Regions from separate parts of the Homo sapiens genome. Here all the other regions are linked to region 1. The links are chromatin loops, found by intact Hi-C in ENCODE. Cell type or tissue: heart right ventricle. All regions are shown on one strand. Each heading gives the region's core, and the rest is flanking DNA. Links, peaks and the distances in the headings are about the cores only.

Region 1 (4,975 bases), core at 483-4,482:
GCAAAATTTCTCAAAAAAAAAAACTGATTGACAAAAAAGCCAACATGTTGCCTGTACCAGTTTCACCAGTAATAAATAAAATTACACACACACACACACACACACACACACACACACAGAGAGAGAGAGAGAGAGAGAGAAATGGAGAAAGGAAGGGAGCAAGTGCTCTGGGTACTTAACTGATTCTGACTTTTCCACTACCTGGAACTTAAGAACCAAATATTGACTTTGGGAATATCTCTAAATCCTATGACGTGATTTTCACTTTCAAATATTATGTTTGAAAGATTTGCATGTACTTCTCACTTCTCAATAAACATAGATGTTTTCCTTTCAAGTATCTTTCTAAAACAAGAGCCAAGTTTTTTCCTTCTCCTCTATAGCTGTCAATCATATTTATTATTTGTATCTATTTCAAACTCATTTTGCAATAAAGGATTTCAAAATCTTCTCTCCTTCCTCTGGGGGGAAAACAAAGGGTGAAACAAACAAGGAAGATGACTTTGTATAATCCTTTCAATTTAGATCTGGATTCGTTCCGGCTATGAACTTCATACCAGAGTTCTGCTTTAAGTGCTTCAGATATGGACAAGATGAAAGAAGCTCTTATATCCTATAAAGAGCAAATTCACCTTTGGTGTAAATGTTGGAGAAGTGTGAGGTATGATTTACTCTTTGAAGAAAACATAATGTGTTCTAAAGTGTTCAGGTTTGAAATTCTCCAAATGTTGAGCTCCTAGGAATATCCATTTCATGAGCAAGGATACAAAACCAATCCATCCTTATTCAGTTCAAAGTTTAAGGCTGGAGTAAGTAGTGGACAAGAACACGGATGTGGACTGCAGACTGGCTGTTTTCAGATCGCAGACCAGCCACTTACCCTTACGACCTTGGGCAAGCTTTTTTAAGTTCCTGATGCCTCATTTACATAAGGGAGATGATTATAACAGTATCTGTTTTCATAGGGTTGTTATAAGCATTAAAAACGTGTAGTTCTTAGAAGAGCACGGCTAATCCACAAGAAGCACCATGTAAATTGTTGTTATTACATTAGTATTAAAAATATTTCTGGGCTTAATCTATGAATGCAAGTCCCTGTATATAATAACTGACCTTCTCACTTATTTTTCCTGGCATGCATTCTAAAGATCAAGGTTTTAAAGAAAAATGTTATTTTGTCTTTTATTTCCTATCAAGACTTAGAGCTTGCAGAAAGCTAAAAATATTTTATAAATATAGCCTGGCTGAGCAGCACTGCAATGTGGTAAAAGGAACAGCACAGGGGACACCAAAGCCATGCATTAAAGTCCTGATTCACAACTAAACTGTGAACTGCACTTTAGCATTTAGGTTTTTACTCACTTGTAAAATGAGAAGGTACCCACTGAATTTCTATTACTTCTTACAAAACTAAAATTCTGATTTTGTAACCTTTAACATGAATGTCAAACTTGTCAGAAAGGAATTCAATGAACTCTTACTTGCCAAAGGACCTTCTTGGAATAGTCTTTCTTGAAATTCTAGTTCTCCTATGCTCTCATACTACAAAATTTATCACCCTATACTGTACATAATTTCAACCCTTCTAAAGCCAGGCAATAATATAATCCCAGTGTTAAATGACCCAAAAAAATGAGTAATTATTAAAAGCTTTTCTTACTGGCTTCACCTGGCCCAAAAATGTTAGCAATATCTACAAGTATTGTATGCAATGTTTGCATATTAATCAATACTGTATCATTCTCATGACAGATTTTTGGAGCTGATAGAGATCTCAGAGTAGTGCTTTTAAACCTGGGGCAACTTTACCCTCCAGGAGACATTTGGCAACATCTGGAGTCATTTTTGGTTATCACAACTTGAGGAGTACACTGACATCCAGGGGGTAGAAGCCAGAGATGCTGCTAAACAGCCTCCAATGCACAGGACAGCCCCCACAACAAAGAATTACCTGACCCAAAATATGAAAGGAGAAAGAAAGAAAGAGAGAGAGAGAGAGAAAGACAGAGAAAGAAAGAAAGAAAGAAAGAAAGAAAGAAAGAAAGAAAGAAAGAAAGAAAGAAAGAAAGAAAGAAAGAAAGAAAGAAAGAGAAAGAAAGAAAAAGGTGCTGAGGTTAAGAAACCTGCCTTAGAGCAATGATTTTTCATGGGATGCAGTACTGCCCCCTAGTGTGAGATTCAGAAATCTGGTTGTCAGGGCTGGTGTGGGGAGAGCTGCCAGCAAGAGTAGGCAGGAGTTCAGTCGGGAGGTACACCATGCAATGTGCACGACCTTTTTTTAATGAAGTACGGCACCACATCCTACTTAACTCTCAAATGTCCTACAAATCACATAGGTAATAAATGTCTTTATGATGAGCTAAGCTTACGACCCAAATCCATTTTACATAAAAACACAAGTATTTTTTACATGGTTTAAAACCCCTTATGTTTAGAAATGAAGTTACTACATGAATCAAGAAAGACAATATTTAGTTTTATTTGAAATTTTGCCAAGAATTGCTCATCATTTTGGAAAAATCACATCACCAACAACAATGCCAATGGTGGTACAGTAGTCTTCCCTGATCCTCGGGGCATATCTTCCAACACTCCCAGTAAATGCTTAAAACTGTGGATAGTGCTGAATCCTATATATGCTATGTTCTTTTAAAATTTGATAACCCAGATGGCTAACAGGTGAGGTGGGTAGCATATGTAATGTGGATACAGTGGACAAAGAAATAATTCACATCCTGGGTTGGATGGAGCAGGGGGCACACGTTTTCATCATGCTATTCAGAATGGTGTACAATTAAAAACTTATAAATTATTTGTTTCTGGAACTCTCCAAATTTTTGGACCATAGTTGACCAAGGGTAACTATATTAGGATTCCCTGGAGGGTCAGAACTATTAGGAGATATATACATATATATATGTGTGTATATATATATATATATATATATATATATATATGTATATGGGAGTTTATTAAGTATTAACTTACATGATCACAAGGTCCCACAATAGGCCGTCTGCAGGCGAGGAGCATTGAGAGCCAGTCCAAGTCTCAAAACTGAAGAACTTGGAGTCTGATGTTTGAGGGCAGGAAACATCCAGCATCCAGCATGGGAGAAAAATGTAGGCTGGGAGGTTAGGCCAGTCTCACCTCTTCACATTTTTCTGCCTGCTTTATATTCACTGGCCGCTGATTAGATTGTGCCCACCAGATTAAGGGTGGGTCTGCCTTCCCCAGCCCACTGACTCAAATGTTAATCTCCTTTGGCAACACCCTCACAGGAACAATACTTTGCATCCTTCAGTTCAATCAGGTTGACACACGTATTAACCATCACAGTAAATGAAACCACAGATAAGGGGGGGAATACTTTATCTGAGTGGTCAATATAACAAAGACATCAATCTGCATTTGTAGCTGTCACACATACTGTTATTCTACATATAGGATCAAGCTTTTGAACACTTCATTAGGTCTTATGGTGTAATCATAACTAAACATTTACATATTGAATGAAATACACATTATCTTATTATAAATTACTTATTCCTGTATTGCTCTTTTATATTAAAGTTAGGAATTATATATATACATATATATATATACACATATATATACACACACATATATATGCATATTTTTGAATTACACACTTAGGCAGGTTATATTACACATAAATTTCATTTCTTGGTAATAAAGAGGGCACTGCAAAACATATGCTATGAAAAAGGAGACACTGGATCCAATAGGGTTGAGAATCTTTGTATTATAAAGTACCTCACTCAATTCCTTCACTTTGCAGAAGACAAGTTAGAGGCACAGAGAGAAGCCCATCAGGTTTTCTGACGGCAAATCCAAGGAGTTTTCCACAACAGATAATTCTATTCTATTCTGATCTTATATTCATACTATTAGTAGATCTCTGAGAATTAAGGACTGCCTGATTCAAATGCACACAAAGTATTCCCTCCAAAAACACAAACGGGTAAACCTGACCTGTATAGCATCTACATATAAAATATTACCATGGGAACCACGACAACTACAAACTGAGAAAACTGTCATCACCAACCCACCAGAAAACTAAGCTTCGTTCATTTGGTTGCTTGTCTATGCAATCTTCCATGTAAAAATGAAGTGAATGAAAATAAAAATGACTCATTTCAGAGGTTTCTAATTTGGTAAGATTTAATCACCACAGCTCTCAAGTTTCCTCTGGAACAAAATGCCACAGACCAGGCTTTGGAAGGAAAACAATAATAATAATCTACTTGAGCAGTCCCATGATTCATTTTATCCATCATATGGGGTCTAGTTTTTATTTCATTCTAAATGCCAGGGAGACCAAATGCCAGTTTTGATTATTCTGAATCCTTAATATGATTTTTGGTAATGTTACAGTCTCCTTCCTGAAACCTTAATTTTTCCTCTTGTTTACTTGTCAGGTAAACATTAATTGAATGCTCCTTGTCTAAAATACTATATAGAATGCTCTGGGCAATTTTAAAGTAAAGACAAACTGTTTGCCTTTGACAATGTTACCATCTTATGGGGAAGATAGAACGAATATAAACATATAAATACAAGTATAGGGCAAAATCAAGGACCATGCAGAAGTGCAAATGCAAGTATTACAGGGGAACACAAATCAACTCTTCAAAAAAATACATGTGGGGAGGTGAGAGGAGAAAGGCAACTCACCCGCCTCCTTTTTAATTCTCTATGGTGCAGGCTTTCTCCTTTAATTTTTTTTCTGTCTAACAGGGGTCCAAGAGGTGCTTACTTGATCTCTAGCAGGCTAACCCCAAGACGGCACAATGCCATTCAGGTGTTTTCCACAATTCCGCCTGCAGAAGGAATGATCGCAGGTCTCTCAAGGGCAAACCGAAATTTGGCAGGTGACCTTTCATTTACAGCATCACAGAAGAAAAATACATAGAACCACCCCATGTTAATCGCTAATCTAGCAAACCAA
Region 2 (4,975 bases), core at 639-4,638, 140 kb before region 1:
ACTGTGTGAAAAAAAGCACATAAAAGAGGAAACTTTTTTTTTTTTTGCCTGATATGAAACAATCCTGTGAGGGAGATATATAATTTTTACTTTGATATGTTCATACATGGAATGTACTCTATGTAATCAGGTAGAAAAGCAAGCATTACATAGACGGTCTGTATAAACCAAAGCTAATGCAGCAGAAATCTGGACTAAAAAAAGTGTCATACACATTTCCCCTTTGGCGATCACTGTTGTCAACAAATCTGGCCAAAGCAACAAACAGTGCCTACAGTGCCTACCATCAGTGGGGTGAGCAATACAAGTGTGTCCCTTTTAAGAGTTTTTTTGTTTTTTTTTTTTTTTTTTGAGACGGAGTTTCACTCTTGTTGCCCAGGCTGGAGTGCAATGGCGCGATCTTGACTCACTGCAACCTCCGCCTCCTGGGTTCAAGCGATTCTCCTGCCTCAGCCTCCTGAGTAGCTGGGATTACAGGTGCCCACCACCATGCCCGGCTAATTTTTTGTATTTTTAGTAGAGAAGGGATTTCACCATGTTGGCCAGGCTAGTCTTGAACTCCTGATCTCAGATGATCCACCTGCCTCAGCCTCCCAAAGTGCTGGGATTACAGGTGTGAGCTACTGCGCCCAGCCTCTCTTAAGAGTTCTTGATCTTATACATGCATGACATTTTGAGTTTATGAATACTGGAATGCATTAATAAGTTGTATCATATTATGCAAGTTACTTAATTTTTTTTAAGTTACTGAATCTTACCAAGCCTTAGTTTTCTCTCACGGAAAACAGGGATAAGTACACTTACATCACAGAGTTATTCTGTAAATCAAATGAGACTTTATAAACTTCAAAGTACTATTCCAGGGCAATGCATTATTTAACAAAACATTCACTTTATCTGAAGATTCACTGTTGACAGAGAGTGTTGCAGGGTGAAAAGAGCACCCAGGCAGAAAGACAGATCTGGAGTTCAATTTTAGAACCACCCCTTAGCAGCTCTGTATCTTGGGCGTGTTTATAAGCCCTCAAAGGCCCAGTTCCTATATGGAAACCTCTGTGATAGGGCTGTTGTGGTGATGTGCATAAGGCACTCAGTGCGGTAACTCAGATATTTGGTAGATCCACATTAATAGATGGTAGTATGTCTGACTCCAAGCCACCATTTTTTTCCCATTACAATATATCTCAGCTTTTTCTATTATTGAATTGGATTTAATCCAAACATTGTTAGGCTACATTTTATGTTGATTTGTGTATTTGTGTTTTGAAAACTGGGACCAAAAAAGGTGAGTCAGGTGTGTAGGCAGATCTGAAAAGCTTGAAGACTATAAAGGACAAGGACAAATACAGCTTCTTGGGACGGAGGTTGGCTCACACAGAAAAAAATGTACACTGCCCCTGACCTGGATGGGAAGCAAAGGCAGACTGTGATAGATTCCTAAATAGGTTAGAAACTGAAGCCAGAAACACAGAAAACACCCACGTTGCACATATGAAAACCACTGGTAAGAAGTTGCTTCAGACTCAGAGGCAGGGACTCTTACCGTATTTTCTGCTTCTAGCCAGAAATGAGGTTGGAGGATAGGCAATGAGTGCAGACAACTGTATTATCTGTCTGAATTAAGGGGTGAGGGACCCAGAACCAGGAAGTCTTGATAAGGTTATACTTAGCAAAGTGATCTTGCTTCTATAAATCAGGCTGTAGAAAGAGATTGTGTAATGTGTAATATAAAAGACATCAACTAGTGGTTTCTTCCTGTTCACTGTCAAATACAATATACTTATGATGACTGATCATTACCATGTGAGAATTGTACGTTGGAAGAAATGTCTGTGACATCCTTGTGCCAAGTGTGCTAAAAGGCTCAGGATGTTGGATGATGCCCAAAAGCAAAATTTTCCTTCCTGGCCTCAGCTATAATAGTTAAAGAAATGATATTGTCAAATGTGTTGAACTTTGTATATCACTGCTGTTAGCTACTAAAATTTAAAGATTTGGGTGGCAATTTTCATAGCTTTCAACAAAGATCATAAACATTACAAATGCCTATAACCAATGTGATGACAGTCTTAGGTTAAACAAGATAACTGTTTCCTCTGATATGCAAGTTGATTTTCAATGGATGACTAGAAAGAACCAGATTGAAATATAACAGAGAAAACTGGCTTAGTAACTTTTTCTAAGTTATACATTTGATTATGTCATTTGTTGGCTCAAAATCGTTCAAATGCTTCCCAAAAATAAAATCAAAATAAAATCCAAACCTTGTAGCATAACACGTAAGACCTTTCATGATCTAGACATTGTCTCCAGACAACACCCCCTTTTTTAATCCTGCCAAGTTGCTTCCAGTTTCCAATCTTCCTTATTTCCATTGCTCTCTTTGCCTGAAATATCCCATCCCAGCTGTCTGCCTGAAAAACTTTTATTCACTTTCTCCTTCAAGATTCAGTTCAAGCCTTCCTCCTCAGGAAAGTGTTCTCCGACCCCCATCCACCTTCCATTCCTTAACTATAGCACTCCTCATCCTAAGTGTCAGCTTACTTCTCTCTCTCCACCCAGACTGTGAGGACTTCGAGTACAAGTATGTAGGATAATATCTTCATGCTGAAGTCCCGGCATGAAACAAATGTTTGGTGAAACTTACCTCTCGGTGAGTTTTTAACTTTCCATGTACAGAGACTTAAAGAGCTGAATTAGCTTAAATTGTATTGCACTCTCAACTTCATGTTATAATATTTTATTGAAAAAAATTAGATTAAAAATTTAAAATATAAACACCAATAAATTTGAATTATTGTTTGCCTAGTTTTTTGAACAAATCAGCTCATATAAGAACACTGCCAGCAAGTTGTAATTTAAAGTTGAATAAGCTCAGAGAGTTTAAGTAACTTCCAAAGGTCAAACAGCTAAACCATGACTTAAAGCTCTGGCTGTCACAGTCCCTTCTATCTCAATTCTTGACACTGATTTATGGGCAGAGAATGATATTATGTGGAGATAAGCTTTGATTATTACTGTCATCCTTGAACTAAGTTGCAATTTGTGCATGCAATTCTAAAATCAAATTTGAGATAAAACAAGTTGTTTGTGACATATTCACAAAGAGACAATGATTTTATATTTTATTCTCTTATCAGGTCTGGTAAATAAGAGCTTCCAAGCAAACATTGGTTTAATTTTTAAAACCCTGTTTTACAATAAAAAATATATTAAACTCAAGACTGAGTAAAGAATGACTCACTGGAGGACACTGGGGCATTGGAACTAATCCTAAAACTCAATGGGAGGACTAAGAGGAAAAACAAAAGGGCGAGAGAACTGAGTTCTATAACTGATAACATATCAGAGTGGTAAATATTTCCATTTCCCATTTTAAATGAAAATGGCATCATATTTTCTCCATGTAAAATGACCAAAAAGAGAAAGATGGTATAGTATATTTTGGCTTCCCAAAAAAAAGGACCTATGGAAGTAGAGGGGATTTTTACTATTCTTACTAGTAAAGAGAGCCTTAAGGCTGGGAAGCAATGTAACTCTTGATCAATGGCTGTTGTAATTTCAGGCCTCATCAACCAGGTTTCTTTTTCTTATCATTCTAGCAGCTTCTCCTATAAGGCTCCTCCAGACTAAGTCGATTAAATTGTGGAAGGGTTCACATAGCTCCCTTGTGGTTTCTTAGTATTCATAGTAAAAATGATGAGAATTAACATTTGAAAATAAAACTAGTCTGGATTCTTGGACCTTTCCTATAGAACCTTTTTCACGTCTAATCCACGGGGAAACCATTCAGATGGCATGAATATTTTCTGACTGTGCCAAGCACTGAAAATGGTAGCTTGTCATTTCGAATTATCCAAATACAGCATGACTGACTGTTAAAGTACTCTCTGGTTGTATCTGTTAAAGGCTATTTAAAATCCAAGGTTACTCAGGGAATATCAGAACTGATAACTCGTTTCTTCTTTTGGCTAAAAAAAAAAAAAATTGTCATGCCCTCAAGTTAAGTCTGTATAGCCTTAAATTCCAATTTTAATGCATTACATATCTAACAGAACCACAACCAGGAAAACTGATCTAAAGTTAGAAAGTTTTTTAAAGAAACACAACACAAAATCAATAGCATGAGGGGATGGTCCTTACCTTTCAAAATGCATTCAGTATGAGTCAGATATTCAAATACTATTACCTGTTCTATAAACCCATAGAATATTTTCCCAAATTCAGACAATCCTATGTGAACTTCAATGCAATGGACAGACATTAATATAGTAATTAGAATGATACATAATGAAAAAGCAAATTAGAATGGTGATTAAGAAATATCAGCCTGATAAATAGCATCACAGAAACTACCCACTGTTCCTTTGCTCCAATAAGGTTAGACAGGCAGTAAGTCCATAAAAGCAGAGTGTGTGTCTGTTTTATTCATACCAAATTCTCCATGCCCAACAAAGTGCTTGGCACATAGTGAATGATTAATATATACTTTATCAATAAATGAATAAAAATAATAGCTATCCCTTCTACATGCCAGACACTACACCAAACACATTACTTATATTACCTCATCTACCCTTCATGATGGCCCAATCAAGCTGCCAAGATTAGTAGCCCAATTTTACAGATGAGAAAACAGACCAATACAGGTTACATCATTTAACCAATGTTTATTACCACTACCAAGTAGCAGAGCTGAGATTTGAAACCAAGATGTTCCGATTTCACAGTTCTGGATCTGTGCTAAATACAACGCTGCATTATAATATTGCTACTGTATTTAACATAAAGTACTAGTCTTGTGAGGAAAAATGCATTTGTTTCTGTTGAAACAGTCAAAAGGGTTCCAACTGTAACATTCTATTTTATTAAAGTTGACACTAGTCTACAAAGAATTGGGCAATTTCTAAGGAACTCCTATTAACACCTTTAATCCAAGTACCTTAATATTATTAGCCAAGGAACATACTCACCA
Region 3 (4,975 bases), core at 694-4,693, 190 kb before region 1:
GTAGGATTATATTTGTGCACATGAACAACATCTTCCCTTTCTCCTAGCAGCTTGGAAAGTAGTGAATAGAAATCACCTGTGGAAAAAAGAGAAGAGATAAGGGCGTGGAGGGTAGATAAGATTGCAAAATTTACAAAATTTGGTGCTTTAAAAAATATCTACTCATTTCTCATAATAAATAAGAGAGAAGTTTGCACTCAGACTTTTAAGCATAGGAGGAAAAAAAAGAAAAATTCCTAGACCGATGAAATACTTTATTTCATATATCATCTATTTCTTTATGTATAACATCTATTGACATATTAGTAGAAAAAATAATGCTTATGTAATTGCATGGCACATTTCAATAAATGGTTTTCAAAGTATAGTTTGATACGGAAATTAAGAGCTCATCAGATTTCTAAAATAAAATATCATCAATAGCTACATTAGATAACAGCTATCTGCACAAGAAACTCTTTGCAGTTGTCCTTTAAAACCTATTGAAGTGCAAGCCACAAGAAATGAAATATACATTTCTTGAGCAGGAAATATACATTTCCTGTAAAACACAAGTAAATACGTATCCATTTGACAACTGGGAAACCTAAATTTTATTATTATTTTGTTAGCAGTGCTACTGTAAGCTCTAGTTGTTCCTCTTAAACAAAAAATGAGCAAGTGAGAAAAATAATTTTTTGAGCAAAGGATACTTTTAAATCAGCTTCAAACAAAGGAAAAGATTTTAATAAACTGATATCATTAGGGTGATTCATCACTAAAATGCATTCTATGCCTTCCTGTATTAAGGAGTAAACTTGGGTATGAGACTCCAATTCTATGAAAGCAAATTATTTGTAAAATATTATCACATATACAAAATATGACTACAGAAAGTTCATGAAGTATTTTAACCCTCATCATTTCCACGATGACTTCAAATCCATTTATATCAACTGTGTGAATGGTAAACATATTCTCAATGAAAACACAAATCTGCTCTCCTACACCAAACCCAAGGGCAACCACCAGTTCTTCCTTTTCCTCATCCTATACTAGGTGCTGCTAATGATGAAATTACTTACGACTATGGAGTCCTGTTGCTTACGTTTTAATTACATTTACAGCACAATTAGAAAACATTTATAAAATCTCTTTTCATGACCATTAGGAAATGAAAATGATAACTGGTTTAGCCATGATGTATTTCACTGAAGAATATATTATTAAGAAAGTGGTGCAAGGGGAGATGAAGTCTTTCCAAAATGATGCTAAGAGATTCTGTCATGTTTACAAATAGTCTTGGTTTAATGTTTCAAAGTAGGTTTTCAATTCTTGCCAGTGAAATCAGCTTATCCCAGGTGAAATCTTCAATCAGAAAATAATTACCAAGTAATAGGGCCAATCTCAGTAAAATAAACAAAGCAAATTATAAGTCAACCAAATCTGTTAGGGCACAGTGGCATTCTGCCTCACAGAAGAAAAATTAATACAGTTCATTACTGCTAAATTCTCGTGTACCACACATTAAATATAAATAGTTTCATATGCTTGTACAATGAAACGTCTTATTTAGGAAATAAAATACAAGAGTATTTCAGGGAGAGATAAACCATTATTTAAAAACTTGAGGCTGGGAGTGGAGGCTTACATTTGTAATCCCAGCACTTTGGGAGGCCCAGGCAGGAGGATCGCTTGAGCCCAGGAGCTCGAGACCAGCCTGGGCAACAGAGTGAGACCCTATCTCTCTAAGAAATAAAAAAATTAGCTGGGTGTGGTGGCATTCAATTATAGTCCTCACCACTTGGGAGGCTAAAGTGGGAGGACTGCTTGAGCTCAGGAGTTCAAGGCTGCAGTGAGCTATGATCACGCCACGGTACTCCAGCCTGAGTGACAGAGACAGACCTCATCTCAAAAAAAATTAAAATTAAATAAAAACTTGAATCCATATGTTTAAGCTATTATTGTTATTGAGACAGGGTCTCTCTCTTTCGCTCAGGCTGGAGTACAGTGGCACAATCTTGGCTCACTGCAACCTCTGTGTTTAGGGTAATCTTGATGGAGGAAGACAGGTTCAGAACTATGCATAGTCATTCAGGTTTGTAAGAGGAAATCTAAAAGCTGTGATAAAATACCAAAGGTAGAGCACTCCAGTTCATGTGAATTTATCATTTAAAATTGTTATTGGGTTAGGAAAGCAAAAATTGTTAAAATAATGCAACAGGCTTGGCTGCACACAGTTGCACAGGCCTTGCCAGAATAAAGTTTCAGAGCAGAATCTGTACAAACATCTTGTTACATGAGAGAGAGACCACTAGATGGCTATCTCTTACATTCCTATGTGCAAACCAGAAAGAGTTTTTTCCTCTTCTAGTGTACTAGATATAATATGGAATCCTGAAATGTTAACCAATTTTCTTAGTCACATTAAGATGTTTATTTAGAAAATACATCTAATGAATATAACAGATGGAGTAGAACATAAATAAAGCAAGTTGGTGGTCCTGACCCCTGTGTCATCTCTCAATGTTTCCTTTTTCTTTTCAGTTTATGTTCCACTCATATTGGCTTTTCATTTCCTTGAATATCAACTCTAAGAAGATATTGTTTCTTCTGCCTGGACCACTCCCTCCCCACTAATAAACTAGCTCCTCAACTTTCAGATCTTAGGTGTCACATCAAAAAAGCCTTTCTTGACAATTCAACTCAGGGGTCTCTGCTGGGTGCACCTATAGCACTCTGGTCTTTCCCTGTATGGCAACTCCTCAATTCAAATACACATCAAACCCTATTTCTGTGCCCCTAAGAAATAATTCTACTTTGTGCCTTTAAGTAAATTCTACTTAACTTAATAAAGATAGTGACAATAACCTTTAGAAATTACTTTGTAGATTTAAAGAAGACAGCTAATATTAAAATACCCAGTCCAGTACATATCATAAAGTAGGTGTCACTAAATTATAGCTATTATAATTACTGACTGAAAAAACAAACTAATTGCAACATGCATCTGCTTCAACCTGTGGTTTATATAATATTTTAAAAATCAGCTCCTTTTTCCAGTCAAACATTTGGATTTTTGTAATAGAAAACAAAAAGCCCTTTTAGGACTGGGCACGGTGGCTCATGCCTGTAATCCCAGCACTGGGAAGCCAAGGCGGGCGGATTACTTGAGGTCAGGAGTTTGAGAACAGCCTGGCCTACGTGGTGAAACCCCATCTCTACTAAAAATACAAAAATTAGCCAGGTGTGGTGGTGGGCACCTGTAATCCCAGCTACTTAGGAGGCGGAGGCACGAGAATTGCTTGAACCCCAGAGGCAGAGTTTGCAGTGAGCTGAGATCACGCCACTGCACTCCAGCCCGGGAGACAGAGTGAGACTCAGTCTCAAAAAATAAATAAGTAAAAAAAATAAAATTAAAAAAAAAGCCCTTTTAGGTTCCTAGCCCTCTATTTTCTTAATAAGTCACTGTGGCTACTACAGCTAATTGGTTACTGGCTTTGCCAAAGGAGGCTGTATCTGTACCTTCTCCATCTCTTTTAGCGTATCTTTGGAAAAAGAACTCTCTCTACTCCACTGTTCTGAATGCCATTCCTCCAGAATTCCCTAAAGCCTCTCCTGTCTTCTCTCTTTTCTTTTTTATTAATAAATACAACTTCTTTACCTCATATCTGACTCACAGGCTATACATACACTCACTTAGGGCTTGAGTTGTTGTGGAGGTGGGGAGAGACTCTCCTCTAACATAACATATCCTTCAGGCTTTTCCATCTTCTCTCTTCCTTTACAAGCTCCAACACTGTCCAAAAGAATTTTCTGTAATAATGGATGTAATCTATGTCTGCACTGTCCAACCTAATAGCTGCTAGACAGACACATGGGGCTGAGTACTTTGTAAATGGCTAGTGCACCTGAGAAACTTAATTTTTAATTTTTTACTTTGAATTAATTTATATTCAAAACATAAATATTTTCACCTAGTGTTTACCATATTGGATGGTGCAGGGCTACTTGCTGATTCATTCTTCCTTACATCCTTTTCCCTCCCTAAATTGGATGCATTTCTTTCCACTTCCTATTTCACCGTTGTATGACTTCTCCAAGAGGTAAGGGATCCTAATTGCCAATGCTAATAGACTCTTTATTTTGATCTACTGGGAGGCTGTAGCCCTGTTGAAAGTTCCCTTCAGAACCTCTCTCCTTATAATGTTGTTCTTTACAGGTCTTCTCCACCTATCATCTGTGCTTCCTCTTTTTACCGTCCATCATGTAAAAAACGCTGGTGTTTTGGGAAGTCTGTCCCTGAAACATTTTTCCCCTGGCTAAAGCCTCTTCCTACTAAGTGATCTCAGTCACTTACAAAACTTAAGCTACCACCTCCAGGCACATGACTACCAAGCCTGGAGCTCTCCTAACACCAAACTGGTGTTACAAAACTGTCTTCTGGAAAATCCCACTTGGATGTCTGTCTGTCTCATTTGAACTTAAAATGTCTAAAATGGAGCTCTTAATCTTCTCGCCATATTTTAACCTTTTAATAGTGTCTCTCTTAGTGATGACACTTTTTTGAGTAAATCAACTCAGAAAACTGTGTTCTTCTCTCTCTAACCAGTGAATCACAAGGTCCAACCTAGGCTGATTTGCAACATCAACTTTTCCCTCCTTACCACCAGTACTCATTTGGGAATCTTATCTTTTGATTGTCATAGTGAAAGACTCTTCTCCTTCCTCAGAAAGGACCCCCATCTCTGCTCTGGATGACAAAATCTGTCTAGGATGGTATTAAAAGTGGCTCTACCTCTACGGAACTGATGTGTGATTGATGGCACCCTACCCACCTTGGACACTCCTGGGTTATATCCCCATAGCTACCTTTTCCACAGCTCTGTTCAGCTATATATTTCTGAGTGGTATTTTCTTTTCTTTTTTTTTTTTTCCACTGGACTAACTTTGATTTTGATTTGTGGCATTTTTTATTATACTTTAAGTTCTGGGA
Region 4 (4,975 bases), core at 303-4,302, 180 kb before region 1:
AATTTCCCATTTTTAAATTTTATTCCCTAACTTTTGATTCTTATAAAATACCCAAATGCTCTAGATCTTTTAAGGAATTCAATTGTGTGAGTTTGGTATATGGAAAACACAACTATAGTAGCAGCTAATGTGTGGAGAAAAGGAATGCAGCATAGTACATGGGAATCTAATAACACCACCAATTAAAGTTCCTAAGTTGTGTGCTTGCATTAACTGCTTTGTGGATCAATGGACATTTTTCTATTATCAGGGACCACTCACTATTCCCTGCTCCCAGCATGGAAATTTCTCTGATGTACTTTCAGGAATATGGTGAGAAAAACTAAAATAGATGAAATATACATTGAAAAATGGTCCTATGAAGGTTTTTTAAAAAATGCTTTAAGATTACTGGATAGAAAAAAAAAAGTATCTAATTTTTTAGAAATTGTAAAATCTTAATGAGGCAGGTGCTATTATTTTTTAAAAATGATCAAATACCTCTCAGAACTTTCCAGAATATAAATTCCCATTTCCCACACACATTACTAGTTCTTCATTACCTAAAAAAACCCAGCTCTTGTTACTGCTTATTGTTCTGCAATTTCTATAATATAAGGAGAGTAAATAGGATGTTCAGCAGCAGTTTAGCCACTGACAAAATATGTCAAGTAACCAAGTTAACATGATTAGAGCCATGGAACATAACTGATTAATGAGAGGATATGAGGAATGGAAAAATAAAAGCATCTCTTTTTAGAATTTAATAATTTGTTTTATGACTTAGTCTTAACTGATTTTCCCTTCGGGTTAAAGTCAATTTGGTTTATTGATTGTTTACTTATTACTGTCCCACAATATTTATTCTCTAGCCTTAGAGAAATAAAACACATGACCATGGTGACCAGCTCAAGGATCACAAATGAAGTGAACTTTATTATTTCTTCCCCTTATAGGGCTCATTTGATTGAAAAGCAATCAGAAATCAACTTTTCTTCCTTTTTAAGAAAACGAGACAAATATAAAAAAGGAGAAGATAGAAGATGATGGTTTTCATAACTACCATGCACACAGATCTATATTGGAAAGCCTAACTGTGTGATAAATGATCATTCACATCTGCCTATTCCGTTATTAGGAAACCAATTCAAAACAGCATTCAGTCAGCTTCCCAGAGCCTTGGGGGGTATTTAGAATTGTGTTTGATAGATGAGTTCAATAAATAAAGACTTGTGAAGTGCTCATAAATCATAAGAAACCAATAAATTTTTAGTGAATAGGCATACAAACAAAAACTGTATCTTCTTTAAAACAGCAAAGTGGCATAGAGAGTGCTTGGAATTAGTTAAGAAGATGTTACTAAAATTATTTGTGTTTTATTAGAGGATCAAAGGAATGCCCTATTTTGAACAAATCAATGAAATATAAATTTTAGCTACCATGCCCAGCCTTTATTTAACTCTTCCCATAAACTGTTTACAACTGTAACTTTAGCAGGCTTTGACAGTAGACTATTGTGTTTTTAACTGGCAACCTTGTTCCCTTGATTCTGCTTATTTGATAAAACATGCCAATGGTAATTCATTTTTGTTAGCATAAAACCACTGTGAAATTACTGTTTCACAGAAGGTGTCCGAAGACCTTTAACTATCTGGGGTCATGGGGTATTTTCCCTCAATAAATTATATTTTTGTCATATTCTCTCTGCCTTGGGAATACAGTAGCTTATGCTGACCTTTGAGTAGAAAGATTGATTATATGAGGGCACAAAGACTACAATGAGGAGATTTTGGAGCAAACTGAATAAAACATGTTAAAGGCTGTTTCTGCAGCCAAATAAATGTTGTCTAGAGCATAATACATAATAACAAGGACATACTGTTATTATAGATTTTGATTTTCAATTCTGCCTGGAATTTAAGACACTGAATCTTCCCAATACAACAGACGTAAGTTTCAACACTACATCTAGACTTTGAATATTAAAGAGGTGAGACACTCAAATTCAGAACTCTTAAATGTAATTGTGTAGACTTTTGCTTCCATCTAGTAAGCTTCTTAGTTTCAAGCCCATATTCTTTGCTTAAACAATGGTTATAGAAAGTTCAGGATGTTTATAGCTTTGGTATAGTGAACGCATATAAGAAATTATAATGCATAAGAAATAAAGAGAACTTACAAAATGTGTTAGTTTTCTAAAAGTGCCAACCTTAATATATGTGAGGTGTGTGTGTGTGTGTGTGTGTGTGTGTGTGTGTGTCTGCTTTGGAAGACATCAGTGTGAACTTCCTCATTCTATATAGTCTCCTAGGATTCATTTCCTCCATGCAGAATCACTGCCTAATTGAGTCTATTGTATAGTTTATTGTACTTATTACATATATAGGTAATTCTTCACTCACAATGTCTTTGAAGGACGGTGACATTTTAGTTTGTTTTAAATATCCATTTGTGTTTTTCTCCCTGTAGGCAGACATAATCAACTCATTCGCAGATAAACTCCCTTATATGCAAATGGGTTATTTTCAAATTGATATAGGCAGGAATATGCACGTATTATGCAGCCATTAAAAATCACTCTTGCCAATAATTTTTACCACTGGAGAAAATATTCAAGGTATATTTTTTAAAAAGGGCTATGAAATTGTGTATACATTATAATTAAAATAATGTGCTTTACATATGCATATATTGAATATGTAAATATATGCATAATATATATTTCACATACATATATGTACTCATGTTTCTGGGGACTACGGATGATTTCTATTTGTATATTTATACTTTACATAATTTCCTTATCTTTTATAATGAATATTATTTTAAAAAATCAGTCAAAATAAGCATTATTTTTAAAGAAATCCCTACAGACTCAATTAAAGCCTCATTAAAATGTTTCCTATTGTTGCATGATCCAGGACAACATGATAAGTAAAACTGTCATATAATGATGCTTTTGTGGTGTCTCTGTAATTACATCTTTTGAGACAGAATCTGAGGTACACTTGCTTTACACCAGATTTTGTTCTACAGAGAGCAGATGTAGACAAAGATATGGTGAAAGGTTAGTGTGTTTGTGAGAAAGCACAGACTGGATTTGCACAACTTAGATGTCAAGACATCTAGTTAATTTCTAGTTAATTTCTAATCAAGATTAATATTCTGGCAAAACATCAATAGCTAGCAATTTTTGAGATACAAATTTCAAAGAAAATATATTTCTCCTGGAGAAACAGAGTACTAAATAAATCTGTGTTTTAATGATCACTGGCTTTCTTTAAAGATCACTAACTTTCTTTGAATTTTTTTCCTCCATGTTAGAGATAACTCCCACTTCCTGTTTATTTGTGGCATGGCTACATTTCTTTCTTTTAGTCTATGGAATATGATTATTTCTATCTCTCCCCTCCTTCTTTTTTTTCTATCTTAGTAAAGGTCATTTCTTCTTTCTAACATAACATTTATTACATATCTTGACTTATATCTTTCTACCTGTTTTCCAATGTATTAAGATAGGAAGTAAATATATATATATAATACTATATATAGTACAATTTAAATAGCATTTATTTAATATATATATGTATGTGTGTATGTGCATATATACACACATATACACTATATATAGTATTAACCAGGTGGAACTATCTACATCACTTACAGAACTATCTGTACCCACTAACAGGTATAGAGCTTGTCCATGAGTACATATCCATCGATGGTTCAAGTCTTTTCTTCCTACCCCACATTGTGCTGTTTTCTACAGGGGTTTCACATCTTCTGTAGGACCAACATAGATGGTGTCTGTTAGCTTGTGGCTAGCACAACCACAATAATGTGGGCTTTTGCTTATTGGGGCTAAAAAGTATTAAAATAATTGTACAATGTAAAGAAATACTACACAAATTGTTTTGGCCAGAACACCAAATAAAGTGATAAGTGAAGTTTGAGGGCTTACTTTAAAAATTAACATACATGGCATAATTTATTTGAATAATTAAAGCCCCCTTATTAGCTACTTGGTCAAGTTGACTTTCCAAAGAATGCATACAAATAGACACTTTGTGCAAACAAATATCTCTAAGAAGAATGAAATACTCTTTCAGCAATGAGATTTGCCCTATGTGTTGTAAGGAGACAGACTAATCTCATTAGTGCATCACATGAACTATGTGTACAAATGTGCATTTGGTACATTTCTGTATTTCTCTTTTAATTCTAGGCTGGTGGTCCCCATAGACTGGTAGGATCATACACAGACTATGCTAGCCATTGAAATGGCTTTTGGTTAGGCTACTGTCTTTACCGTCATTAGAGATGACATTTTAATGGGCCCACTAATTTCAACATATGAGTAACAGCCTATTTTCTGCAATATGAAAATTGATAATATCAGAATGCTTTTTTATTCTCAAGTTAAATACCTTTAGTTACAGCATTTTTATTCACAAACAGAAGAAAATAGAAACTGCAGGAAAATAATTTCTTATGTGTCCATAGAATTATTCTCGGGGACCAGTAAGAGTTTGGGTATATTTGTATATTTGGGTATATAGATAATGTTCACCTCTGAATATTATATATATGCTATAAAACACAAAAGGGTAAATGAATGGCAAGGTATGAAAGTATTTTAAAGAATCTGGTTTGTAGGCGTATATAACACCTCCTACATCCTACTATTTGGAAAGAACAGATGAAATATAACCTTTAATACCGCTTCACTAACAAAACCCCTGGGTTTTTAACCTTTTAGAAGTGTCAGTGTTTCCCTTGATCAACTTGACTAACTTCAAAAGGAAACCATAGTCCAACTGCAGTTTCCATAGAAACATACCATTTTATAAGATGCATCTATTAAATGGTGGTATCTCATTCCGTATTGTTTCATATATGTTGTTATTTGTAAATGTATTCTAAGACAAAATTATTTTAAAGACATACATTTCAAATAGCATTTGAAATGTCAAAATAATTCATTGAAAGTCTGAAC
Region 5 (4,975 bases), core at 380-4,379, 85 kb before region 1:
TTGTGGTTGCAATAAAAGGATATTTAAACAAACTAGCTTAAATGCAGCTGCTCAATATCATTTTCCTTTATTAGAATAATTTTTCATATTTTAATGCGTACTTGCATGCTGCATTACAGAGGCTATTACTCCACAGAGAATCTCAAAATGTAAATTTTCGACATTCCATTTCAAACCACAAATGATAATATAAGTAAAATTTTAAAAACAAAATTTAAGTGAAAGATTCACCTTGAAAGACTTAACCCTCTTTAAAATATTCAATTATTCTAGCCTTAGCTGGAGTCTTGAAAGCAAATGCCTACGTTTAAAGAAGTTCCTACAGCTGTAAATGCAGTTTCCTTACTTTAATTATAGATTGTATCCAGAACAAGTGAATAATGAAAGACAAAATTCCTCTCACCTGTTTAGGTGTAACCCCAGGCATGCGAATATCCAATGCAAAATCTGATGAATCAATAGGAACTACGGGTCTGGTGGTACCAAGACATTCATTGGAAAATGGTCTGGTAGTTTCTTTAAACCTTAAAAAAGAGGGCAATTTCAATATTCTTGAACATAATGGAATCTAAACTCAACATGAGAAGGGGAAAGAAAGGAATTCTATGACCTTAAAGATGATTGATTTAAACCCAATGAAAACTCTAAAGATGTGATGACTACACAATGTTCGTAAACATACTCAGATTTTCATTTTATAGTCCAATAACAATATATACCTAATTTGTAAATAAAATATAACCAATGCAATCAACCAGGCTACATTTAAAACTCCATTCAATAAAAACTTGTTTTTATTGAAAATTTATAAAAAATTATGTCATATAAAAATATGTCAAAACATATATCTGTTTCAAGTTAATGAAGATATAGTATTAATACATTACAAATTATCACAGGCATGCCAATTTTCTAATGGCAGAAATATTAACCATGACCCAGTAAAAATTTCTGTAACTATTTTCAGTGTCCAGAATTACTAGCTAGAAACAAGAAAGCCAACCATAATCTTGCTAGGAGGCAGAGCTGTTAGGAGGAAGAAATAAAAGACTGCGATGTGAATTACAAATGTACAAGTACATAAATATTTAATAAAGTAATTATGAGGCGTTTGTATACAGCTCAGTGTTTCCTTGTGAGCTATTACAGTCTATGATCTGCTTCTCCTCGACACTGATGTATCCTTATATTTTATTCTTCGAGCTGTTATAAACAAGCAGGCATTCAAAACTAAGCGAATATATTGTAGTTCCTGAAATACCTCCCCCAGAGGGAGTGATTAGTTTTGGAAATCACAACTTCTAATTGGAGTTTTGAAAGCCAGAACTGCTTGGCTACAATGCAGTGGGCTTTTTCTGCACGGGGGACTTCACAAGAAGTTACTGTGGTAAAATTCCAAGTCATTCCAGCAAAGAACATCAACCCCGTCTATTTTGCCAACACTCAGGTTCATAAAAGTGATTACATTTCTCAACAGCATGCACAGAAAGCACCCGAACAACGAACACCCACCTCTTAAAGACAGAAAGTGGGCTTCGGAAAGCCAAACAGCTGCTTGGAAAAACAAGGAGAACTAGCAGGCTAGGGACGCGGCCAGCCATGTCCACGCCGATACGACCCCGCCGGGAGAGGACCGGGCAGCGCAGCGCGGGGCTGGGGCTGGCGGTTGGGCAGCGGCGCCGCCAGCAGCCGCTACTTCATGGCCCGGGCACGGCGGGCGTCCTGCGGCGGCCACACACCATCCGCCAGCGAGAGCAGCGAGCTGGCCGCGGCGAGGCGTCTCGGTCACGAGCGGCGGGCAAAAAGCCGTGGGCAGGCGGGACTTTTGTCCGGCCCGCAGGCGGAAGCTTTCCTCCCTCCAGCGCCGCTCGCGTGCCCTGGCGCTGGGGCTAGACGCGCGGGTGCCTTATGACTCCGGAATGACAGGGGCTGTGAGGGGTATCACCCAAACCCGCGTCAGTCATCATTCAGAACCTGCAAAAATAGAAGCAGATAATGGATGACTAACACGTTACAGCATTTGTCCTCAGCAAATCCCAGCTGAGGTTCTTTAATACATTAGTAGTTTCACAAGGTTGCGCCCAAGCCTGGGGAAAATGCTGGTCTGTTGAGCTCCCTCCCCCACAGCCAGCCCCCAAGATTTCAGGAACCCCCACGGCGCAGCCCCTGTAGAGCCGGTGTTCTGTCTTTGCTTGCTCTTCCTCCCTTGGACCCACTCCTGTTTTCTTTTCCTACTTCTTCCCCCCTTTATCCCTCACAGCCACCCCAGTCTGAATTTCTCTTTACTTCCTCTATCACTCCTTTCTCTCACCAAAAATGCTCTAAATACCTCTCTGCTGAATGTAAACATCACACAAATGACCGGCTAAGGCGCAAGGAAAAAAACAAAACAAAAAACGAAGAGAGGCAAAGACAAAGCACTGGATACCACAGTAATCAGATAGAAAAAGACTTTTGAGAACAAAGGCATGCTTATATACATGCATCACAGAGCTACAGATCCAAGAGGAATGATATCTCCTACCAAGAGCTCCCAAGGATCATCACAGAATTGCCCAAGTTCTCAGAATTATTTTAAAACAAACAAAAACTCTACAGCTAACATGATACACAAGATGTAAATGCCCATTTAAAAATCCTGCATCTCATAAGCAAAATAATAATTTTGTACTCATAAGGCATGCCTTCCAAAAGATATCCTTTCCTAAGTTTGGAGTTTTACAACATAATTAGAAAGAGTAGGGAGAATCTTAGCTGCCCCCCAAATGAATTTTATCTTCAAAGGTTATGATCAAGAACGTCACATTAATACAAATGAGAGGCCATGAAGAACTAATGTTACAGCTCAACGTTTTATAAGAGGACTCAACTAGGTTAAACTTGAAAATATTCATATTTTGACTGAATATATTTAAAACTATGTTATCAAACCTGCAAATTTTAGTCTGAAGGCATAAATTAAAACTGTATAATTCACAATATAAAAATACTGTACTTCCAAAGAAAGAGATTAAAGTTTTATTTTAGTCAGTAACTATAAACATCGTTCCAAGAATCTCAAATGAATTTGATGGGAAGATGTGTAACAGTAAAAAGAAAAAATAAGGAAAAATCATATCGGAATGTTTCACAGTAATACATCAGCCTCTGGAAATCACAAGATAGTGAAGCTAATCTAAAACAAAACAAAACAAAAACCTAGAACCAAAACAAATAAAAAAGCACTAACCTTAAATGAAGTGAGATTCTTCATGATAAGTGCTTTCTAGATACCATATACCAAATATAAATAAAACCTGACTTAACATCCAACCAAATCAAGGATGCTTGAGGCTCACCAGCAGTCAAGGGTCAGCTAATTTACATAAGCAATGACATTTTTAAAAGACTGACAATATTTGTTTGAACTTTCTCTTTGGCTTGCTGTTTGGGCTTTCAGAAACAAAAACCTTCAGCTTTATCCTTATCCTGTGGGTAAAGGAAAGAACTCCTTCTGGAGGAAGAGAAACAATTGGCAGGAAGGCTATGCTATTGCCTTTGCTAGCAACAAAGTATAATCCTATCAAATGACAATACTTCACATTCCCTGAAGTTCTTTAAAAAAAAAAAAAATATATATATATATATATATATGAAGAAGGGATTATATTTTAATATTTTATTCAGAACAGGATTCAAGGACAGTCCCTCTTCCAGTTGGCAAGGAGATTTGGTATTACACAAACACTTGAAAACAAATTAAGTATTAAAATTCTCTAACAGGAACACACCCTTAAGTACTAGCCTTTGAAAAAAATATTCCACTTATCTCTTTGATTTTATTACCTTTGATGTCCCTAAACCACCCACTTAAAGAAAAGGGAATTAAAGTTGTGGGTAGAAGCAAAGTTGGTATTTGTAGCCATGAATAGAACAAAAGGTCTTATAAAAATGAAAGCTAATTATGCTTCTTGTTTCTGGATGACTTGTAAGCTAAAGACAAAATACAAATCATCAGATCAAAAAAAAAACATGTCCACCTATTTTATTTTTTTTATAATTCTGGATAATGTAGAACATATAATAATCAAATTTTATTAGTATTCTTATTTAAGATTTAAAAATTTTAAATATATTTCAGATATTTCATTGAGATAATTCCTTCACTCATCCAAAAAAAAAAAAACCCTTAGTTTCAATACTTTATACAAAAGATTATAATACATACTGGAGTTTTATAAAATGAATAAAACTAAAAAAGAATATAGTCTATTAAGGGAGATGAGAACTCTACACAGTAACATAAGGTATATTTAGAATGTAGTATTCTATATGAGTACTATAAAAAGAGACTCAGAATTTTGAAGAAGGAAAGAATCCTCAAAAGGAGGGCAAGAAAAAAGAAGAGTAAAAGCAGTATTCAGTGGAAGGGGTGGCTACTGAGCAAGCCTTGGAGGACAGTTAGAGTTTCCACTGTGGGAGGTGGACAATCAGCATTACAGGTACAGGGAAATGGCAGGAGCAAAGGAGCCCAGGTGGGGAACAGAGTATGTTCATAAAGTAATAAAATTTCTGCCTCCTAGACTCAAGCTGCAGGCCCAGATTTACTATTTTATTTGTAATACAAAGCAAATGTTCTGTTTACATATCCATAAAATCTTCAGGTAAGAATGATTTATAACCTATACCTGTATGGATATTAATTCCAGGAGGAGTATTAGTAGGTAGTTAAGTACAGCCTAGTCCAGAAGACCATAAAACTAATTTGGCTCTTACAAAGTAGGCAGTCCATTCCCTCTAATTTTCATTTTTTTTTAAAAAAAAAAAAGATAGCTGGCATTTGTTACTGGTCAAAGAGCCAAATAAATATATTAACCAATTTGACCATTCAGTCGTGTATTCATTTATAAGAGACCCTGTACAGCATAGTGGATACCTGTAAACTGAAGGAAAACTGCCTGATTCCTGGGTCCACTATTTATTAGCTGTGTGAAAC
Region 6 (4,975 bases), core at 735-4,734, 250 kb before region 1:
CAATCACTGTAAAAGATGAATATATTCCTATGGATACATGGAAATTGTATTTTATTTTAGAGAAAGGATCTCACTCTGTAGCCTAGGCTGGAGTACAGTGGATTGATCATAGCTCACTGCAGCCTTGAATTTCTGGGCTCAAACAATCCTTCTGCTTGGCCTCCCACAATCCTTCTGCTTGGCCTCCCAAAGTCCTGGAAGTATAGGCTTGAGCCACTGTACCTGCCCTGAAATTATTTTTTAAAAGGAAAACTATTATTAGTGATCCCTACTGATGGATCATTTGCATATGTAATTTGAGACACAGGTATCCACTTAGCTGTGATTACCTTTTATTAAAGTATTTATCCTCTGATTGATATATAGGCAAAAACCCTCTTTGGATTTTAGAAGAGCCTGACTTTACAAATTTATGTAAACTCAGGCTGGTTTTTAATTTATATTGGCTAAAGTATCTTCTAAATTTTGTACAATACACACATTTCTTTTAGTTGAAGACATCGAGTAAGTTTCACTAATATTTGTGGGTTTGTGTAATTATTATAAAAGTTGTATGTAAAATCTGCAAATACGCAAAAACTGGAAAATACACTGACAGCTAATGCTCTGAAAACACTTTATTACACAAATTACATTCAGATTCTGAAAATAGTGTTCTAACAGTGTAACCATCTAAAAATAAGACATCCCAAAAACACACCAACTGAAGAAAATTTAAAAAAGAATTTAAATAGAGACTTTTTTATTTCCTTCATTGCAATATAATGTTAGTGATTTTAAAAAAATAGGAGATTTAGCAGCTTTGTCGTCATGTAGCACAAAGTTTCTCTTTACTGCCACAGGCTAAGAATGCTGAACAGGAAAGGCACCAAAGAAAGACACTGGCAATGAAAGTGCTATTGGGAAAATACTGTGTTCAAGCAAAGAATGGGGTTATTTACATCCACCAAAAAGTCTCAAAAGTGTAAATGGGCAAATCTTCCATTGTTAGATTAGAATTATGATGGAAAAAGAGGACGGTTTCTCTAGTCTATGTTCATATAAAGACAATGGCACTGTTATGAACTTTTAGGAAACTCCTCAACTAGAAACAGAAGCCAACTTAACCAAAACGAAGTAAATAAAGTGTGTACAGTCCCACACAGACTAGTACAGTTTACAATTAAATACACAGAACTTTAAACGTGCTAAAGGGAAAGGAATCTGACATTCTGGGTAAATCTTACTCAATCTAAATCAAAGCTTGGTTTTCAGGAGGAGGAAGGTGCGAGCGCAGGCAGAGGTGCTGAATACTCCTCTTCTGATTCACTTCCATCATCCTCTTTCTCTTGGTCACTGCCCTCAGTGCTAAGCCGGTCAAACCCTTTTCGACTGTAGCCCTTACGGCTTGCAAAGAAATTACCAAGGTTTAAGCCTCCACTTCCCTTTCCTGAAAAAAAGCAAACAATAACAGAATTGGGTAAAGTTTGCAGCAATGTCTGTTACCTTGTAAATTCTTAAATGATAAAGTCAGAAGGTGGGGATGGGAAAGGGGAGATTATTTTATTTAAAAATAAAATAGAAAAACAGACAGAGACGTATCCTACAGAGCCATATAGATGCTACTATTAAAGAAGAAAAACAAAAGCTCCCAAGTATTATGTATTTCTGCAGGAATATTTCATATTCACTTTCACCTCCTGCTTTTCTCTAGCTCTCTATCCAGAACTAGCCTCCCTGGAGCAGCTCCTCATTTCAATGACTTTAAGAAAAGGTCATCTTTACTATGACAAACATTGACATGCCAACAGGAGTGACAGAAAATTTGCTGAAGACAAATGAAGCCAGGTAAAAGGCAGGGGAAGAGAATTAGATAATGCAGAATGGGAAAAATAAAACTGGGAAATCTGCTGCCAGACCCATGCACTTCAGTTTAGTTTATGGTGTGCATTCTGTATTTACTCTGGGAGATGCTAAGCTGCATACAAGGTGCTTTATCTTCAGAGACAAAATATGAAATATCTCCTTGCTTTTTAAAAGACATGTGCTTGTTGACTTTGAACCAAACATGAAGGGTTCTAAAAGGTCATAGGCATACCTCTAAATCTTCCCAGTACTCTTCCTGAACTCGTCTCGAGTTTGTGTTCAGAATCTGCTAAAAAAAGATGGCACATTTCAAAATGAGTCCCAGTCATCTTTCTCAACCCATGCACTCAACTTCCAACTTAAAATAGGAACTGGTAAATGATAAAGCAAGGCCTGGCTCTTGTCTGTATGCAATTCTAATTTTTAAGAAAGGCGGTATATTTCTGAGACATACATAAAGGGCCCAAGCTGGGTTTGACTCCTGCCCGTGTCTCTTACTGGCTGTGCAGTCTTGATAAATTACTTCTCTGAGCTTCAGTTTTCTCCTCTGACAAAAGAAAGGTCAAGGAGAATCCCTGTCTGTAAGGCTGAGATCAGACACTGCATGTGACACATTTAGAACACTACCTATAGATATACAGTAAATGCTCAATAAATCATAGCTATTTTTTTAATCAGGAAATGTTATTAATAATTTATAAAATTTTTCCATCTTTGGTTATGACAATTTAGGGATATTTGCCTTCAGCTTTACTCTTTCTACTGACAGTACGTATCTTGCTTGAGAAAGCTTTGGATCCATGTATATCGTTTCTTCTTTATGTAAGACATAAGTGAAGGGAAAGCACATGACACCCTGAGTATTTTCCAAGCATAGTAGGTGACCTAAATGTTCCCAACAGGACTGCCTATCTCCATAAAGGACAGACTCTCTTTCCTTATGGGGAGACAGAACTCCCAATGGGTTTCATTTTTTCCCTTGCTGTGTCTCTCCCTGTACTATTTCCCAGGCTTCATCACTCCCTCAAGGGCTATGGTCAGGAAAGTCAGGCCTGGGGTTGTCCTGTTAGGTCTTTAACCAGGACTGAAGTCAGCATCATGGAAAAAGATAGCGCAGATGAGAGGAAAGGGAGAAGACAGTGATGTGGAAAGAAATAGGCAAGAAGGGAAGAAGAATCTGGTAAGACTGTTAGAAAGCCAACAAATTAGATTGTAAGTTCTGCAAGGACATTCCTTAGTTTTGTATCCCCATGTGCCTAGCACAGTGTCTGATATGGAGTCAATACATAATAAGGAATGATGAATAAATGGAAGGTCCATTAGGGTTTTTAATAACCTTAGACTGGATAAGATCTATCAAGAACAAATTCAGAAAAAAAGTGAGAAGCTGATCTACTACTACTACATATGAAACTGCAATTTTTCTAAGTAAAACACGGTCAAATAATGGCAATTTTCTAGGGTTCTACCTGGGTCTCTACCTTCCTAACACATTCCTGTAAAGTCAGCATCATGTAACAGTGCTGTGTCACATGTGCTTAACAACAAACAGGAGAGACCAAATCTTCCTTATTCCCTAGCCACTGCTTCTGCCAGATTGGGTTGGTTACCACAATTCCTGCCACCTTCCCCTAGGCCCCACTGTTCCTACTACTCTGTGTATTTATCACTGCACTTACCACCCTCTACTATAACTTTTTTGTTTCATGTCTCTTTCATATGTTATCTATTCTGTGAGCTCGGTTGATTTATTCATTCATTCTTTCAACAACAATTTATTAAACCACTAGTATCAGAAACTATTATTTGTGCTGGGGACATATCAGTACTCAAGATATGGATTCTTGCTCTTTTGAAGCATCTATATAACACCATGAAGACAATGACTATGTTTATTTCTCTTTGCCCCTACTTATGACAGTTCCAGATCTGTAACATGGACTTAATAGAAATCCTTTTTGGGAAGAGTTAACTATATTTTTATAGAGATTTATTGATGGCACATGAAAAGCAAAATAAAGTCTAATAAAAATTCCCTTTTACAACATATTAAACTGAATTTTCTGTTTTCTGTTTCCATGCCTTTTTCTGTGTCAGGGCTTTGCCAAGGGCACTGAATCCCTGCCATGGCTGCCTTGACCTGAAATAGGATCAGATGCTGTTTCTTGATCAAATGCTCCCCCTCTCCCTGATCCATGGATTTCTTCCCACACACAGCTATAGACTTGCTCTAGGACCTGGGGACCCAGCCAAGGGACTGCTACTGAGCGGTAAGAAACATGAATTGGGTTGTTTATTTATTTAGATGTCCTAAAATAAACTCAGCTCTTGGATCCTATATTGTGATAATGATTTCATAAAATACTAACTCTGGTATTGGACTCTGCCTTGTTCAGTTATGGAAGGCTGATGAGCTAAATTATGACTATTCAAAAACTATCAAATGGTTTGTTATAGAATTAATTTTTCTTGAAAACTAAGGTTTAAGACAAGTGTTTTTTATAACTTCTTATGCCTTTTGTTACTTTATTACCAATGATTATTCATCATAACCATTGGTGGTATTGAGTACTTCCTAGGTTCCAGGTATCCTGATAAATGCTTATGTACATTATTTCATCTTTGTACAACCTTGTAAGGTAACTATTTTATCCCCACTTTTTTATGAGAAAACTGGTCTGGAGAGATTAAGTAACTTGCCCATGGTCATGTAGCTAGGAGCCTAATGGGAGAAAAACACAACCTGAAAAACTGACCCAGGTACTTTGAGGACTGGGCCTCTTCCTAACAGCAGGTATCTCCTCCTCTGATCCTTCAGCTAATTTATACTGACTCTACTACCTACAATTTCGTATGGACTCATTAATTGGACTTAAGCCAATTGCTAAAAGATAGTATTAAAGGTTATATTTTAATCTAACTATCCAAATTTCAGAGTCTCCAGATACTATTTTGTACTGTGATATTAACTAGGGGCAATATTTGGAACATAGACAATAATGTCAAAAATGGTAGAGAGCATTAAAAACAAAAAAACAAATACAGTGAAAAAAATCCCAATCAAACTCCTGAGGATAATTAGGCCAAACACTCTTTCAAAGGCAGGTTCCAAGTTCACGGGGCTCATTTT

Evidence for each region. Peaks named below come from ENCODE experiments on the same cell type or tissue, not always from the same donor. Only the 100,000 strongest peaks of a DNase experiment are listed, where the experiment ranks them.
Region 2: a loop joins it to region 1, with 2.6 times the contacts of the local background. A loop is called at or near these places in 3 of 110 quality-filtered maps.
Region 3: it touches region 1 in a loop (2.5-fold over the local background); 56 of 110 quality-filtered maps call a loop at or near these places.
Region 4: it touches region 1 in a loop (2.3-fold over the local background); 56 of 110 quality-filtered maps call a loop at or near these places.
Region 5: a loop joins it to region 1, with 5 times the contacts of the local background. A loop is called at or near these places in 38 of 110 quality-filtered maps.
Region 6: a loop joins it to region 1, with 4 times the contacts of the local background. A loop is called at or near these places in 8 of 110 quality-filtered maps.

Annotation. Positions count from the first base shown.
Region 1 is chr5:102,777,869-102,782,843 of GRCh38, reverse strand. All of the region lies in intron 1 of PAM (peptidylglycine alpha-amidating monooxygenase), which reads right to left. Among named protein-coding and RNA genes, the nearest start is that of PAM, 25 kb to the right of the region's middle. In heart right ventricle, for the core only: a CTCF peak has its summit at 2,170 (motif pointing left); a DNase peak (open chromatin) is centred at 2,193; H3K27ac peaks cover 1,506 bases.
Region 2 is chr5:102,919,810-102,924,784 of GRCh38, reverse strand. All of the region lies in intron 5 of PAM (peptidylglycine alpha-amidating monooxygenase), which reads right to left. Among named protein-coding and RNA genes, the nearest start is that of PAM, 170 kb to the right of the region's middle. In heart right ventricle, for the core only: no CTCF peak of the experiment used is centred there; no DNase peak of the experiment used is centred there; H3K27ac peaks cover 1,092 bases.
Region 3 is chr5:102,969,217-102,974,191 of GRCh38, reverse strand. It overlaps PAM (peptidylglycine alpha-amidating monooxygenase), which reads right to left. Exons shown (of 26, transcript NM_001177306.2): 15 at 1-76. Among named protein-coding and RNA genes, the nearest start is that of GIN1, 150 kb to the left of the region's middle. In heart right ventricle, for the core only: a CTCF peak has its summit at 2,292 (motif pointing right); no DNase peak of the experiment used is centred there.
Region 4 is chr5:102,962,427-102,967,401 of GRCh38, reverse strand. The region is part of intron 14 of PAM (peptidylglycine alpha-amidating monooxygenase); the gene reads right to left. Among named protein-coding and RNA genes, the nearest start is that of GIN1, 160 kb to the left of the region's middle. In heart right ventricle, for the core only: no CTCF peak of the experiment used is centred there; no DNase peak of the experiment used is centred there.
Region 5 is chr5:102,862,822-102,867,796 of GRCh38, reverse strand. PAM (peptidylglycine alpha-amidating monooxygenase) reads right to left here. Exons shown (of 26, transcript NM_001177306.2): 2 at 1,513-1,974; 3 at 404-524. The coding sequence starts at 1,601. Among named protein-coding and RNA genes, the nearest start is that of PAM, 110 kb to the right of the region's middle. RefSeq lists a silencer at 1,552-1,681. In heart right ventricle, for the core only: no CTCF peak of the experiment used is centred there; a DNase peak (open chromatin) is centred at 1,976; H3K4me3 peaks cover 3,093 bases; H3K27ac peaks cover 3,952 bases.
Region 6 is chr5:103,025,341-103,030,315 of GRCh38, reverse strand. PAM (peptidylglycine alpha-amidating monooxygenase) reads right to left here. Exons shown (of 26, transcript NM_001177306.2): 25 at 2,078-2,131; 26 at 600-1,429. The coding sequence ends at 1,251. Among named protein-coding and RNA genes, the nearest start is that of GIN1, 92 kb to the left of the region's middle. RefSeq lists an enhancer at 1,227-2,426. In heart right ventricle, for the core only: no CTCF peak of the experiment used is centred there; no DNase peak of the experiment used is centred there; H3K27ac peaks cover 1,219 bases.